2 separate regions of the Homo sapiens genome follow, and region 1 is linked to region 2. A link is an interaction called in ENCODE POLR2A ChIA-PET data of the cell type or tissue named here. Cell type or tissue: MCF 10A. All regions are shown on one strand. Each heading gives the region's core, and the rest is flanking DNA. Links, peaks and the distances in the headings are about the cores only. Region 1 has its middle 8.5 kb from the start of MAFF. Region 2 overlaps PLA2G6 (phospholipase A2 group VI).

Evidence for each region. Peaks named below come from ENCODE experiments on the same cell type or tissue, not always from the same donor. Only the 100,000 strongest peaks of a DNase experiment are listed, where the experiment ranks them.
Region 1: POLR2A ChIA-PET joins it to region 2 with 5 read pairs; 16 of 35 experiments call an interaction of 5 or more read pairs at or near these places.

What each region holds. Positions count from the first base shown.
Region 1 is chr22:38,189,358-38,197,683 of GRCh38, forward strand. No RefSeq gene overlaps it. Among named protein-coding and RNA genes, the nearest start is that of MAFF, 8.5 kb to the right of the region's middle. In MCF 10A, for the core only: no CTCF peak of the experiment used is centred there; no DNase peak of the experiment used is centred there.
Region 2 is chr22:38,132,042-38,140,367 of GRCh38, forward strand. It overlaps PLA2G6 (phospholipase A2 group VI), which reads right to left. Exons shown (of 17, transcript NM_003560.4): 5 at 7,941-8,128; 6 at 2,947-3,043; 7 at 790-972. Among named protein-coding and RNA genes, the nearest start is that of BAIAP2L2, 26 kb to the left of the region's middle. In MCF 10A, for the core only: no CTCF peak of the experiment used is centred there; a DNase peak (open chromatin) is centred at 3,480.

The DNA of each region.
Region 1 (8,326 bases), core at 3-8,002, 57 kb after region 2:
TAATGTGGAGTTCTTGAGGGTCAGAGTGTGCAAGCTCTTAATCCCTTTGTCCCTTCTCTTGTGCTTCTCGTCCTCATTTATGTTTTGTCAGCCATTAATTATGAAATACCTGCTATGTGCATGACCTTACTCTTTTTCTTTTCTTTTCTTCTTTTTGACTCAAAGTCTCGCTTTGTTGCCAGGCTGGAGTGCAGTGGCGCGATCTCAGCTCATTGCAACCTCTGCCTCCTGGGTTCAAGAGATTCCCCTGCCTCAGCCTCCTGAGCAGCTGGGACTACAGGCGCGTGCCACCACACCCGGCTAATTTTTGTATTTTTAGTAGAGACGGGGTTTCACCATGTTGGCCAGGATGGTCTCAATCTCTTGACCTCATGATCCGCCCACCTCGGCCTTCAAAGTGTTGGGATTACTGGCATGAGCCACCATGCCTGGCCGGCCTTACTCTTAGTATGGTGGGGACACTAAAGACATCTCTATTCTTGTCCTTGGGGCTCACAATTTAATACAAACTTGTCTCAGATATACAGATAATAGTTTATTGTGAAAAAGCACTGGAATATAAAGGCAAATATATTTTTCCATATCATCGCATGTTCTATGGTCTGAATGTGTGTATCACCCCAAAATACTTTTTATTTATTTTTTATTGTTTTGAGATAGAGTCTTGCTCCATCGCCGAGGCCGGAGTACAGTGGCATGATCTCGGCTCTCTGCAACCTCCACTTCCCGGGTTCGAGCGATTCTCCTGCCTCTGCCTCCCCGAGTAGCTGGAATTACAGGCGCCCACCACCAAGCCCAGCTAATTTTTGTATTTTTAGTAGAGATGGGGTTTCATCATGTTGGCCAGGCTGGTCTTGAACTCCTGACCTCAAGCTATCTGCTTACCTCAGCCTCTCAAAGTGCTGGGATTACAGGGGTGAGCCACTGTGCCCAGCCCCTACCTTTTTTTTTTTTTTTTTTGAGACAGAGTCTTGCTTTGTCACCCAGGCTGGAGTGCAGTGGCTCAAACGTGGCTCACTGCACCCTCCATTTCCTGGGCCCAAGCAATCCTCCCACCTCAGCCTCCCAAGTAGCTGGAACCACAGGAGAGCACCACCACACCTGGTTAATTTAAAAAAATTTTTTTTGTAGAGATGGGGCTTGCTATGTTGCCCCAGCTGGTCTTGAACTCCTGGGCTCAAGCAATCCTCCTGCCTTGGCCTCCCAAAGTCCTGGTATTACAGGTGTGAGCCACCACACCCAGCCCTGATAATCCTCTTTTATGTCCCAGGGGCTCCTGAAATTCTACTGCAAATCACACATTCATGAGTAGGCTGAATCACTGTGCCCCCAGGATGCAATGGTAATGAAACGGAATTGCAGGGATCTCCAGAGAATCAATCCGTGTTTGGCTGCCCTGCCATAGCGTTACACAGGGCATGAGGGCAATCAGTGATATAAACACAGTCCCCACTGTCAGGGAGCCAAAGGACATTGTAGGACCGAGGTCCCCAACCTTTTTGGCACCAGGGACTGGTTTTGTGGAAGACAGTTTTTCCACGGAGCCGGGGGATGGTTTGGGAATGATCCAAGTCCATTACATTGATTGTGCATTTTACTTCTATTATTATTACATTGTAATACATAATGAAATAATTATACAACTCATCACAATGTAGAATCAGTGGGAGCCCTGAGCTGGTTTTCCTGCAACTAGATGGTCCCATCTGGGGGTGATGGGAGACAGTGACAGATCATCAGGCAGACAGATCATCATATTCTCATAAGGAATGCAAAACCTAGATCCTTCGCATGCGAAGTCACAATAGGGTTTGAGCTCCTATGAGAATCCAATGCCGCCGCTGATCTGAGAGAAAGTGGAGCTCAGGTGGCAATGTGAGTGAGCAATGGGCAGCGGCTGTAAATATGCTGTAAATATCGATGAAGCTTCACTCGCTCACCCGCCCGCCGCTCACCTCCTGCCGTGCAGCCGAGTTCCTAACAGGCCATCGACCCAGACCAGGGGTTAGGGACCCCTGTTCTTAGAAACTAATGATACTCTCTTCCTTCCTCCCTGTCTCGCCACAGCCTGACCCTCTTGCTTGAGCCTAGGACAAGGCCCAGTGGAACAAGGACAACTCCTCCATTCATCCCATTAACATTCATCATGCTCCCAGCGTAGGCACGGTGGCCTAGGCAGGGCATGGTGGCTCACGCCTGTAATCCCAGTACTTTGGGAAGCTGAGGCAGGCAAATCATTGAGGCCAGGAGTTCGAGGCCAGCCTAGCCAACAGAGTGAAACCCCATCTCTACTAAAATAAAAAATACAAAAAAAAAAATTAACCAGGCGTGGCGATGCACGCCTGTCATCCCAGCTACTTGGGCGGCTGAGGCGTGAGAATCGCGTGAACTCAGGAGGCAGAGGTTGCAGTGAGCCGAGATCACGACACTGCACTCCAGCCTGGGTGACAGTGCAGGACTGTGTCTCAGAAAAAAAGAAAAGAAGAAAGAAAAACATTGATCATGCTTCTGCTATGTGCCATGGCCCGGGCAAAGCTCTGGAGACACAAAAATGAAAGGATGTAATCCTGGTCCTCAAAAAGCATGTGGGTTAAGAGAAGACAGCCATGAAGACACAGAACACCGAGTCAGAGAGGAAAGTGCTATCATGAGGGATACACTGGTAGGTTTCCTACCTTGTACACAGGAACCTGAGTCAGCCTGGGGATGATCTGGGAAGCCTGCTGAACAAAGTGGCATCTGAGCTGGGGACTGAAGCACAAGCCGGGGAGGGAGTTCCAGGAAGAAGGACTGGGAAGATTGAAAGCACGAGGCAGTAGAAGAGAATGATGGGTATGAGGACAGAGTTCACGGTGGCTGCAGCTGAGAGGAGGTGGTGGAAGCAGGCAGAGGCCAGATCGAGGAGGCTTATGGAAAGAGTTTACACTTTGTCCTGACAGCACTGGGGAGCCATGGAAGGGTTGTGAGCAGAGCAGTAGCCTGGCCAAGTTTAGGTTTTAGAAAGCTCTCTCTATCCTCTGCATGGAGGCTAGAGGCAGGGGGACCAGGCAGAAGGCTGCTGCAATTGTCCTGGAGCCAGGTGCTGTGGCTTGAACAGAGGCCATGGCTGAGGGAAGAGAGAGGCTGGAGAGAAGTTAAGGAGATGAGATCACTGAAGCCTGGTGACTTGTTTGCTGTGGGAGGGAGGGAGAGGGTGAGGTGAGCATGATGGCCTGGTTTCTCTCCAGGGTGACTGGGGAGGAGGTGGCATCATCAACCTGTTGGAGAAATTAGGTGGGGAGGGTGGCGCTAAGCTCCACTGAGACAACGTGGAGTTAGACGTGCCAGGGAAGGGCAGGGGAAAATACATGTCATCCATGCAGTTGCTTAAGCAGATCTGGTCCATGAGAGACAGCTGGGAGCCCAAAATAGAGATCTGGGAGTCCTCAACATCAGGTGGCACCTGAAATCTTGAGGTAGGGATAAGGTTCCCCAGCAATAAGAAAAGAGGGCAAAGGCTAAAGCTCTGAGCCTCGCTAAGAATTAAGAGGCCAAGATGGAGGGCCAGGGATGAAAGCTGAAAAGATAGGAGGGAAATCTGAGCTTTAGAAGGCAAGGGGAGGTAGGCATGTGGCTGCATGCCTGTAACCCCAGCTATTCGGGAGGCTGAGACGGGAGGATGGCTGGAGCCCAGGAGTTCAAGGTTACAGTGAGCTATGATGGCACTACTGCACTCCAGCCTGGGCAAGGGAGGGAGACCCTGTCTCAAAACAAAGACAAAAACACCAAGGAGAAAACAGTGTTTCCAAAAAGAGGGGAAGAATAGGCCGGGCACAGTAGCTCATGCCTGTAATCCCAGCACTTTGGGAGGCCGAGGTGGGTGGATCACCTGAGGTCAGGAGTTCGAGACCAGCCTGGCCAACATGGTGAAACCCTGTCTCTACTAGAAATACAAAAATGCCGGGTGCAGTGGCTCACGCCTGTAATCCCAACACTTTGGGAGGCTGAGGCGGGTGGATCGTGAGGTCAGGAGATCGAGACCATCCTGGCTAACACGGTGAAACCCCGTCTCTACTAAAAATACAAAAAATTAGCCGGGCGTGGTGGCGGGGGCCTGTAGTCCCAGCTACTTGGGAGGCTGAGGCAAGAGAATGGCGTGAACCCAGGAAGCAGAACTTGCTGAGATCACGCCACTGCACTCCAGCCTGGGTGACAGAGCGAGACTCTGTCTCAAAAAAAAAAAAAAAAATTAGCTGGTCGTGGTGGCAGGCACCTATAATTCCAGCTACTCAGGAGGCTGAGGCAGGAGAATCGCTTGAACCCAGGACGCAGAGATTGCAGTGAGCCGAGATGGTGACACTGCACTCCACCCTTGATGACAAAGCAAGACTCCATTTCAAAAAAAAAGAGGAAAAAAATTAAAAGGAAGGGAGATTGCAACACCATTGCATGCTGTCAAAGGTCAAGACAGATTAGGGCTAAAATTGGACCTGGATTTAGTAACAAAGAGGCCACTGGGACCCCGGCCAGAGTCCCTTCAGAGGTTTCTTGAGGGCAGCCCTCAGCCCGTGAGGGATTGGGAATGAGAGGCAGTGAGAACCCAGAGGCAATGAGTGGGGATGACTTGAGGTTTGCCCACAAAGGGAAGAAAAAACAAGGGTGGGTGTTAGGGTGAGGGTGGAGTGAAAGGTGGGGTTCAGGGGTGGCTGCTAGAGATGACAGCCACTTGGAGACATTTCAGTCCCATCTCCAGTGTGGTGGCAGGTGCCTGTAGCCCCAACTACTTAGAAGGCTGAGGCAGGAGAATCACTTGAACCCAGGAGGCAGAGGTTACAGTGAGCTGAGATCTTGCCACTGCACTCCAGCCTGGGCAACGGGGCGAGACTGTCTCAGTAAAAAAAAAAAAAAAAAATCCAGACGACCCCAGTACCTACTGTTATTATTGTTTATGAATCTCGTTGATGTGCCTAAGAGCTGTCATCTCCCAAAATTCTATGAAGTATCTGTATCACCCCCACTTTATAGATGAGGAAACCGAGGCTAGGAGGGCTGAAGCCATTTGCTTCAGAGGGAGGGGATGGGGACTGGGGTGTGGGCATGGGGATTCTGGAAGGAGGAGAGGTAGGTTTAGGGCAAGACAAAGGACAGCCTCTGAAGGGACTGGGAGGGAGAGGGAAGGGCAGGTGCAGAGGGTCGAGGCAGTGCCTATCACATGGCCTCTGCTTCCTCTGGAAGTGGCAGGAGAGCAGGTTCGATGGAGATGAGGATGAAGGCCTGCGGATGAAGGAGAAAGGCGAGTACTCCAGGGATTCCTGGCAGCTCTGAGGATCTGGCTGTGACTGGAGAAGATGACCTTGTCGTGACCGCAGCTGTTGTTGCAGTGGTGGTTGTGGTCGCGATGGTGGCTTCTCTCCAGAAGCCAGAGCAGCTGGCATGCAGGAGTGAAGTGCACGGAGCAGCAGTGCCCCAGCGATGGTTTTACAGGCTTGGCACAAAAGGACTCAGACCAGGGCTGGCACATCTCCAGGTATATTGAAGCTGCTGGGGGTGGGGAGGGGGGGGAGGTTTTAGAGGGAAAATGATGGAGGGCTGGGGAAAAATGGAGCATGTGCAGTACTGTTTCAGGTTCCTAAAATATCAGTTTGCAAACATAAAAATGTATTCTCTAAAATAGGCAAAGCACACGAACAAAAGAAGAAAAAACCCAACTGGTTAACAAGCAAATGGGAATGTGTTCAAGCTCATTCCTATTCAGAGAAATGCAAATTTAAATACAATAACGTCATTTGCCTAGGAAATTAGCAGAGCTTAGACAATGAAAACTCCCAGTGTTGGTGAAGTGGAGACGAAAGGTTCATATTCACATGTGGGTGGGAAGGGCCCTTAGCAAATGGCTTCAGCCCTCCTAGCCTCGGTTTCCTCATCTATAAAGTGGGGATGATACAGATACTTCATAGAATTTTGTGAGATGACAGCTCTTAGGCACATAAATGTGATTCATAAGCAATAATACGCCTGTAGTCCCAGCTACTTGGGAGGCTGAGGCAGGAGAATGGCGGGAACCCGGGAGGTGGAGCTTGCAGTGAGCCGAGATCGGGCCACTGCCCTCCAGCCTGGGTGACAGAGCAAGACTCCGTCTCAAAACAAAAACAGTAACAGTAGGTACTGGGGTTGCTTGGATTTATTTTTATTTTTATTTTTTGAGACAGTCTTGCTCTGTCGCCCAGGCTGGAGTGCAGTGGTGAGATCTCAGCTCACTGCAACCTCCGCCTCCTGGGTTCAAGCGATTCTCCTGCCTTAACCTCCGGAGTAGCTGGGGCTACAGGCGCATGCCACCACACTGGGCTAATTGTTGTATTTTTTAGTAGAGACGAGAGTTTCACCATGTTGGCCAGGCTGGTCTCGAACTCCTGGCCTCAAGTGATCCACCTTGGCCTCCCAACATGCTGGGATTACAGGCATGAGCCACTGCGCCCGGCCCAATTGTTTGGGTTTGCTCAAACCTTTTTTCTCTCTGCTGAACAATCACATCTCCAGCCCAGACTCAGGACCCTTGTATTTGCAGAAAGTGGCCCTGGTCAAGAGTCACCCTCTGCCAGGCCCTGCCCGGTTTGCCTTAGGATTGACAAAGTAGAGGGAAGGGAAGAGGAGGAAGAAGGGGAGGAGGGCACAAGGTTCCTCCAGGATCCCACCCGGGGGTGCCCACGCGGAGAAATGGCGTGTGCTCTAATTATCGTCAGACTCTGAAGTGGCCCACGTGAAATATCGAATCTCTCCAGAACAAAACCCAGCAAATCATTCCGGCGGGGGCAGCAGGAGAGAGCGCAGCCCTCGAGTCGGACCAGCCTGAGTTTAAGTCCTTCTCTGCCAGGGACTAGCTGTGCAATACTGGGCAAGATTCCTCACCTGCCACGGTCTCGATTTCCTCATCTGCAACATGGCCATGATAATAGCTAAGTGCTAAGACATGGAGAGGATTGAGTGTGACCTGATACACGGGAGCACCACACCTGGCATCCAGGGTGTGGTCCCTTGGCCTCTGGGCGAACTGATCACTCTGTCCATTTCCTCTGCTTTTGACACCAGGGACCATTTCGTAGAAGACAACTTTTCCACAGATGAGGGTGGGGTGGGGGTGGAGAGTGGGGAGTGTGGGTGGGGGATGGTTTCGGGATGAAACTGTTCCAGTGGCCAGGCGCGGTGGCTCACGCCTGTAATCCCAGCACTTTGGGAGGCTGAGCGGGGCAGATCACCTGAGGTCAGGAGTTTGAGACCAGCCTGGCCAACATGGTGAAACCCCGTCTCTACTAAAAATACAAAAATTAGATGGGCGTGGTGGCGCGTGCCTGTAGTCCCAGCTACTTGGGGGAGGCTGAGGTGGGAGAATCAGTTGAACCCAAAAGGCGGAGGTTGCAGTGAGCCAAGATGGCTACACTGCACTCCAGCCTGGGGGATAGAGCGAGACTCTCTCCAAAAAAAAAAAAAAAAAAAGAAACTGTTCCACCTCAGGTCATCAGGCATATCTGGCCGTAGTTAGATTCTCACAAGGAGCACACAACCTGGATCCCTCAAAAGCGCAGTTCACAATAGGGTTCACGCTCCTAATGAGACTCCAATGCCAGTGCTGATCCTACAGGAGGCGGAGCTCAGGCGGTGACGCTCACTCAGCCCGCTGGTTCCTAACAGGCCACGGACAAACAGTACTGGTCCTCAGCCTGCGATTTGGGGACCCCTGCTGTAGAGGACTCCTCTCTCTAACCTGATATTATTGATCTTTTATTATATACTAAGCGCTGTGCCAGAGGCTTATAAGTGCAAACACATTATGTTGTTTCACAGCCTGCAAAGGAGGCACTATTAGCCCGGTTTATAGAGGGTGGAGATGACGTCAGCTGATGAGGCGTGGGGCCAGGATCTGAACCCGACAGGCTGACTTGAGAGTCCCTACTTTCAAAAAACAATTTTTTTTTTGAGACAGTCTCGCTCTGTCGCCCAGGCTGGAGTGCAATGGCGTGATCTCGGCTCACTGCAACCTCTGCCTCCCAGGTTCAAGCAATTCTCCTGCCTCAGCCTCCTGAGTAGCTAGGATTATAGGCATGTGCCACAACTCCCGACTAATTTTTTTTTTTTTAATTAAGTAGAGACAGGGTTTTGCATGTTGGCCAGGCTGGTCTCAAACTCCTGACCTCAAGTGATCTGCCTGCCTTGGCGTCCCAACGTGCTGGGATTACACTGCGCCTGGCCAAATTTTCTTTTCTTATAAGGACACTGGTCAGATTGGATTAGGGCCTACCGTATATATTTTAATTTACTTATGCCTTTTAAAACTTTATCTCCAAATACAGTC
Region 2 (8,326 bases), core at 101-8,100:
GAGGCGGAGGTTGTGGTGAGCCGAGATCGCGCCACTGCACTCCAGCCTGGGCGACAGTGCGAGACTCCATCTCGAAAAAAAAGAATACATGCACACACATATGTCTGTAACACAGTAACGTCCTCCTCTGCTAGGTTTAATATGTTCATACTCTAGATGTGTAACCAGACAGTAAGGGCTTTGAGGGCAGGAACTGTGTTCTATAATAAACCAACGAATATGCCTGGCACCTGCCACAGGCTGCTGGGCTGCACACTCAGGCTTTGCCTGCCAGGATCTTACAGCCTCCCAGGGAAGATGAGAGCAACACGCGGACCAGTGAAGGGAAGCAGGATGCTCACTCGGGCCAGGTACTGCGTGTGTCACTTAGACATTCTGTAGAGGGTGACCAAGTGTCCACCATAACTTTTCCACAACTCTTCCAGATAAGTATTGACACCACCATTTTCCAGATGAGGAAATCGAGGCTGACAGGTGACATGGCTTGCTCAGGGCCAGTCTATGGCCAGAGCTGTCATTTTTCCCTCTCGTGCCATGCAAGTGCCAAATGGGGGCACAGGTGGAAAAGGTACCACAGCACACAGGAGGTGGTGTTATTTTGGGCTGAGAGGGGGACTTGGAAGGCTTCCTGAGGGAGGAGTCAGGGTCTGAACTGAGCTTTGGGTGGGAAGATGATTTGGAGCAGCTGACGATAGGAGGGAGACAGTGGGGAGGAGGGCTCCAGTCCGGACAGCCCTCCTGCATTCCCACCGGGGCCCCACAGGGCAGGACACGCGGTCCTGGGCTCACCGACATGGCCAGGTGCAGCGGGGTGTTGCCGTGCTCTCCGCGGGCATCCGCGTTGGCCCCGTGGGTCAGCAGCACTATGGCACAGTCGAAGCGGTTGCGCATCACCGCCACGTGCAGGGCCGTGTTCCCCGCGGAGCTGGTGCTGTTCACGTTGCAGCCCCGTTTCAGCAGCATGCGGGCCATCTGCGGGAGACGGTCAGGCTGAGTTAGCACAGGCACTCGGGGAGCTGCCGCACCCCGGGACACGTGGGCACTGCCACTTCTGCTCTGAGAGGCCTACAGGTACTGGGATGTTGGAAAGCGCTAGCAAGAGGATTCCAGGGGCAGGCCCCAGTTCTAGGGGGGCCTAGACTGCCTCCCATCCCATCAGCATCCCAAGACTAGGGACAAAAAGCCAAAGATGTGCTGACTGTTTTAAGAGGCTTCTGGTCCTTTCCTAGTGCCAACAGAACCCACTCTCCTTGCAAAGGCTCCTCTGGGGCCTGTCCTGAAGCACCCCGCTCCCTGCATCCCTCCCTGGAACCCTGCAAAGGTATCACCTCTCACTGGGCCTTGGCAATGCACATCCCTGGCAGAGCCTTGGGAACAGGGAGGGGAGCCTGGCTTTGGAGTCACAGACCTGAGCCCAAAGCCCAGCTTCACTCATCCCAGCTGCCTGCGCTTGGATGGGTCACTGTAGCCATGTGCACTTCAGGGCTTCTGTGAAGATGGGAATGCAAGTCCCCACCTCACAGCATGTGATGACAATGAGTGACCAAACCTACACGGAAGGGCCTGACTCGGTGTCCGGCTCCTGGAATGCAGAGGTACCCTGAGGCTGGCAGTGCCCTCCCTCCTGGCCCATCACATTGAGAAGTAGGCCATGAACTCTGGGGCATCCCATTCTCTGTCAAGCTGTGCTTCCTGGTGATGAGACCAGAGGCCTCCATCCTCCCAGGAGGACAGAGCTTAGCTTAGGGGAAGAACTCAGAGGAGATGCCCAGCCAGGCTCCCTGTGTGTGCAGCTAGGCCCAGCACCACCACCACCACCATCATCATCCATCATCATCATCATCATCTTGATGGTTAATAATGAGTGTCAACTTGATTGGATTGAAGGATGTAAAGTATTGACCCTGGGTGTGTCTGAGAGGGTGCTGCTAACGGAGATTAACATTTGAGTCAGTAGGGGAAGGCAGACCTACCCTTAATCTGGGTGGGCACCATCTAATCAGCTGCCAGCACGGCCAGAATATAAAGCAGGCAGAAAAAAATGTGAAAAGGCTAGACTGGCTTAGCCTCCCAGCCTACATCTTTCTCCCGTGCTGGATGCTTCCTGCCCTCAAACATCAGACTCCAAGTCCTTCAGCTCTGGGACTTGGACTGGCTTCCTTGCTCCTCAGCTTGCGATGGCCTATTGTGGGACCTTGTGATCGTGTGAGTTAATGCTCCTTAATAAATCCCCCTTTAGGCCAGGCACGGTGGCTCACGCCTATAATCCCAGCACTTTGGGAGGCCAAGGCAGGCAGATCACGAGGTCAGGAGATCGAGACCATCCTGGCTAACACGGTGAAACCTCGTCTCTACTAAAAATACAAAAAAATTAGCCGGGTGTGGTGGCGGGCGCCTGTAGTCCCAGCTACTCAGGAGGCTGAGGCAGGAGAATGGCATGAACCTGGGAGGCAGAGCTTGCAGTGAGCCAAGATTGTGCCACTGCACTCCAGCCTGGGCGACAGAGCGAGACTCCGTCTCAAAAAAAATAAAATAAAAAAATAAACCCCCCTCTCTCTCTATATATATATCTCCTGTTAGTTCTGGCCCTCTAGAGAATCCTGACTAATAATACAATCATCATCACGCCACCTTCTATTTGGGAAGCACTTTACAATTTGTGCCGAGTTTTGTCACACACTGCCTTGCTGACTTCATCACATCGCCAAAGCAGAATTCATGGATGAGGAAACTGAGGCACAGGGCGGATCCCCCCGCCCAGCCAGAGAGCAGCAGAGCCCTGCCAGGATCCCAGCTCTTCATGGACTTCTCTGCCTGCACACCCACTGCAAGGTCAGCCCCCAAGTGCTAGCCTCAGGGTCCTCTCGGGAACCTGCTTCCTGAGGGCCCTGAGGACCTGCGGGGCCCGGCCCCCTGCCCCACCCACCCACCTCAGGATCCACTCACCTCTGCGTTCTTGGCCCAGTGGAGGGGGCTGGCTCCGTAACGGGGGTCTTTGCTGTGGATCTGGCTGCTGTCCATGCTGATGATCATCTCCGCACACCTGGTGAGAGAGGGGCCCCGGTTGGTGAGCAGAAGCTAGGGTCTGCGTGGCGTGGGATGAAGCCAGGACTTGGAGCTTCATCTACTGCTTACAGAGAGCATCACTGCAAACAAAGTTCAGCAAACCCAACCAGCACACTCACCATGGTTAAGGCTGTACTGAGCCCCTCAAGGCACAACTAACCCCCTCCTCCAGGAAGCCTTCCTGATGCTGCCACCAGCAATGATCACCCTCCCTGGTACTGGCTTTAGAGTCAGATGGGCTTGAAGTCAAGCCCCAGCTTCCTCACTGGTGGCCTCCAGAAGCTGAGCAACATGGAGAGAGTGCTGAGAGGAGTGGCTGGGGTGTAAGGAAGACCAGGCATTTCAGAGCCCAGTTCTGTGCCTGGCACACAGCCACCCTCCACCTCCTTACCACACTGTCAGTGAGTCACACAGTGACCTGCATGCTATAGGAAGCAGTATGACAGAGTGGGAAAGAGCACAATTGCTTTCTACTCGGTGCCTGAGGCAAGCAGTGTCCACCAGAGATCTTAGCATCTCCAGCCTCAGAGCAGAGGCCCCGGGTTCACAAGCCTCATTAGGCCCCGCCTGGCCCAAAGAAAGTGCTCCATCATTGTATCATGGGTAGGAATCTCGGTTCACAAGTTCAGCTGTGCAAGGAGAAGACTTTAAAATTTTTCTGGCTGGGCGCGGTGTCTCACGCCTGTAATCCCAACACTTTGGGAGGCTGAGGCAGGCGGATCACCTGAGGTCGGAAGTATCAAAGGACGGAATGCAGGGACTTGAATGGACATTTGCAGACCCATGTACACAGCAGCATTCTTCACAACAGACAAAAGGTGGAAACAACCCAGGCGTCTATCAGTGAAGGACTGAATGGATAAACAAAATAGTATTCTGCCTTAAAAAGAAAGGAAATTCTGATACGTGCTGCAACATGGATGAGCCTTGAAGACATCATGCTAAGTGAAATAAGCCAGGCACAAAAGGACAAACGCTGTATGATTTCACTGATACGAGGTTCTAGAACAGGCAAGTTCTGAGAGACAGAGAGGATATGGGACTTATCGGGGGCTGTGGGGAGGGGAGAATCGGGAGTTATTAATGGTTACAGTTTCTGTTTGAGGTGATAAGAAAAGTTTTAGAAAGGGGTAATGGTTGGACAACATTGTAAATGTGATTAAAACCACCGAATTGTACACTTAAAAGTGGTTAAAATGGGCCGGGTGTGGTGGCTCACGCCTGTAATCCCAGCACTTTGGGAGGCCAAGGTGGGTGGATCACCTGAGGTCGGGAGTTCGAGACCAGCCTGACCAACATGGAGAAACCCTGTCTCTACTAAAAAATACAAAATTAACTGGGCATGGTGGTGCATGCCTGTAATCCCAGCTACTACTCGGGAGGCTGAGGCAGGAGAATCACTTGAACCCGGGAGGTGGAGGTAACGGTAAGCCGAGATCACACCATTGCACTCCAGCCTGAGCAACGAGAGCGAAACTCTGTCTCAAAAACAAAAAACAAAAGTGGTTAAAATGGCAAATTTTATGTTATATATAATCTATCACAGTTGGAAAAAATAAACATAATATATCAGAATCATTGTATACTTTCAATAGGTGGATTGTATGGAATAGGAACTATATCTCAATAAAGCTTTTTTTTTTTTTTTTTTTTAGTGCAATTACTAGGACAGCCCACATGGGTTTAATTCCCAGGTCTGGCACTTACTGACTGCCTGACTTTGAGCAAATTACTTAATCTCTCTAAGCCCTGGTTTCCTCATCTGTTTTTTGTTTGTTTGTTTGAGACAGGATTTCCCTTTGTCACCCAGGCTGGAGGGCAATGGCATGATCATAGCTCACTGTAGCCTCAAACTCCTAGGCTCAAGCGATCCTCCTGCCTCAGCCTCCCAAAGTGCTGGGATTAGAGGCATGAGCCACCACACTTGGCCCTCAGCTTTAGAGGGGGAATAAAATACATCAGCTCTCTGGGCTATAGTGAAATAGCCCACATGAAGGCTAAGCCGGTGGCTGGGACAGCGTTAGTGTTCAGCTGCTGTTCTCTATTATTAGGGGTGCCCAGCACAGGCCCAGGATTTATGCTGCCCAGCTCCCTACAGCCCTTATGCCAGCGCTTGGTGCTCAGCACTAGGCACATGGAGTCAGGCCCAGCTTCTTTCCCTGGGCCCTCTGGAGCCCCCCAAGTCTTCACCCGAGTGGCCAGCTCCGGCTAGTGTCCATGGCTTGGCTCGGGCTCTGCTGCCCCCAAACCTTCCCTGAACTCCAGCTGCCTGATGCCGTCTCTGAGCTCCTAGTGCAGCCCCCAGGCATCCTCAGTCTCAGCCTCCATCTCACTGTCTGGGATTATCTGTTTCCCTTCCTCAGCAGGGGCTTAACCATCTGAGAACCGCAGGCACAAACCGAGCTTTGTGGGAAAGGTCAGCTGCATTGAAAAACAGCAGAGGTGGCCAGGCGCGGTGGCTCACGCCTGTAATCCCAGCATGTTGGGAGGGCGAGGCAAGTAGATCACCTGAGGTCAGGAGTTCAAGACTAGCCTGGTCAACATGATGAAACCCCATCTCTACTAAAAATACAAAAATTAGCTGGGCATAGTGGCGCACACCTGTAATCCCAGCTCCTTGGGAGGCTGAGGCAGGAGAATCAGTTGAACCTGGGAGGCAGAGGTTGCAGTGAGCCAAGATCATGCCATTGCACTCCAGCCTGGGTGACAGAGTGAAACTCTGTCTCAAAAACAAAACAAAGAAAAGAAAAGAAAAAGAAAAACAGCGAGGGAGCTCCTAGTCTGAGCTGTGAGGGAACCACTTGTCAGTAACACTGAGGCCGTGGGATTCTTGGAGTAGGGCTGTGCTGGCTGCCAAGTCGATAAGGGATCTCCCTGCTCCACTCAAGGTAGGAGCCTCTTCCTTTGTCTTCTGTGCAAAGATCCTCTTATGTGATGGGACGCTGGACCCACCCAGGATGGCCTGTGTGGGGACAGAGGGACCGGTGAGGGCTGAGGTTGTTTGAAGAGAGAGAAAACTGGTCAATTACAGCTCCTGCCCAGTACAGCTCAGGGTGGCTGGAGACAAGCAAGAGTGGGGCCATGTGCCAGCCCTCTGGGTAGAGAAGAGCATCACCTGGTGTCCACTCAGGTCACAACCTGCAAATGGGGAACCTGACTGCGGGGCTGGGGGTGTTGGTATCTTCTCTGTTTGGTCAAGTATTTCTGAAAGCTCTAGCTCATTCTGGCTGTGCTTGGGAGATTCAAGGAAAGGAGGGTTTGTCCAGGCTTGGTCCAGCCCTTAGAAGGGCTAGCAATGCCCCATGGGGCTAGCAAGGTGGATGCAGCTCCCAGAGGAAGGAACAACCTGAGGACAGGCACAAGTGCCAGCCTCCCTGCCTGAGTGCTGCCCGTCCATGCCTTCTCACTGCTTGTCTGGCACTGCGCTATGAGATTCTGGGTGGCTGGGGTGTCTCCTGTCCTGGAGTGGCTTATTCATTTCGGTGAGGCTGGTGCTTTAGCACAGTGCCAGGATCGAAGGACTCATTGGCTCATTCATTCATTCTAGATGTTGTTCCTGTTAGATAGTATTTTTTTTCTTGAGATGGAGTCTTGTTCTGTCGCCCTGGCTGGAGTGCTGTGGCACAATCTCAAATCACTGCAACCTCTGCCTCCCAGTTTCAAACAATTCTCCTGTCTCAGCCTCCTGAGTAGCTGGGACTACAGGCACACACCACCACACCTGGCTAATTTTTGTATTTTTAGTAGAGACAGGGTTTCACCATATTGGTCAGGCTGGTCTCGAACTCCTGACTTCAGGTGATCCACCCACCTTGGCCTCCCAAACTGCTGGGATTACAGGTGTGAGCCACCGCGCCTGGCCTAGATAGTATTTTGAGATTTGAGATATTCATTTATCTTTTTATCTCATCCCCTACCCCTTTGAAGACAATTTTCCTGACACCAGGGGTTCCCAGGCTCCCAAAACATGAGCCTGTACCTGCCTCCCAACGTGCCACCAGCCAGAAAGGAAAGAGGCATCTAGGTGGACGGGCACTCGGCCACCTTACCAAGCATTTCCCAGGCTTTGAGCTGGGCACACAAGAAACCAAGGAGCACTGAAGCCATCGGGGGGCTGTTCAGATCAGGCTGGGCTGGGTTAGAGGAGGGGCCAGGTGGGCCTTGGGGTTGCATCAGACTCCAGAACTGGAGCACCACCTGGAGGGGAGCTGGAAAGAGGAGACCCCAAAGAGGGCTAAGATTGGTTGTCTCCAGTTTTATAGAGGGAGATTCACTCCTAGGAATTAAGGTACATTAAATAAATTTATTTTTATTTATTTATTTATTTATTTATTTATTTATTTTTTGAGACAGTTTCGCTCTTATTGCCCAGGCTGGAGTGCAACGGTGCGATCTCGGCTCACTGCAACCTCCGCCTCCCGGGTTCAACCGATTCTCCTGCCTCAGCCTTCCAAGTAGCTGGGATTACAGGCATGTGTCACCACGCCCAGCTAATTTTGTATTTTTTAGTAGAGATGGGGTTTCTTCATGTTGGTCAGGCTGGTCTCGAACTCCCGACCTCAGGTGATCTGCCCACCTCAGCCTCCCAAAGTGTTGGGATTACAGGCGTGAGACACCGCGCCCAGCCAGAAAAATTTTAAAGTCTCCTCCTTGCACAGCTGAACTTGTGAACCGAGATTCCTACCCATGATACAATGATGGAGCACCTTCTTTGGGCCAGGCGGGGCCTAATGAGGCTTGTGAACCCGGGGCCTCTGCTCTGAGGCTGGAGATGCTAAGATCTATGGTGGATACTGCTTGCCTCAGGCACGGGACAGGTGACAGGAGAGCTGGAGCCCAGCAGGCCAGCAGATGGGGAGGGGAGGAGGTCTTACCCCTTCTGAGAGAACTTCATGGCCGAGTGGATGGGGTAGCCGTTGGGGCCCATGATGTTGCACCGAGCATTGCACAGCAGCAGCACGCGGACCATCTCCTGCTTCCCCAGCTGGCAGGCCAGGTGCAGCGGGGTCAGCCCTTGGTTATTCACCTGGTTCAGGCCAGCCACTGCGTTCCTTCCAAGGAGCTGATGAAAGAGGAAGGGAAGTTTGACTCCATAGGATGCTGATAAGAACGTAAAGAGGCCGGGCGCAGTGGCTCATGCCTGTAATCCTAGCACTTTGGGAGGCCAAGGTGGGTGGATCACCTGAGGTCAAGAGTTTGAGACCAGCCTGGCCAACATGGTGAAATGTCGTCTCTTCTAACGATACAAAAATTAGCCGGG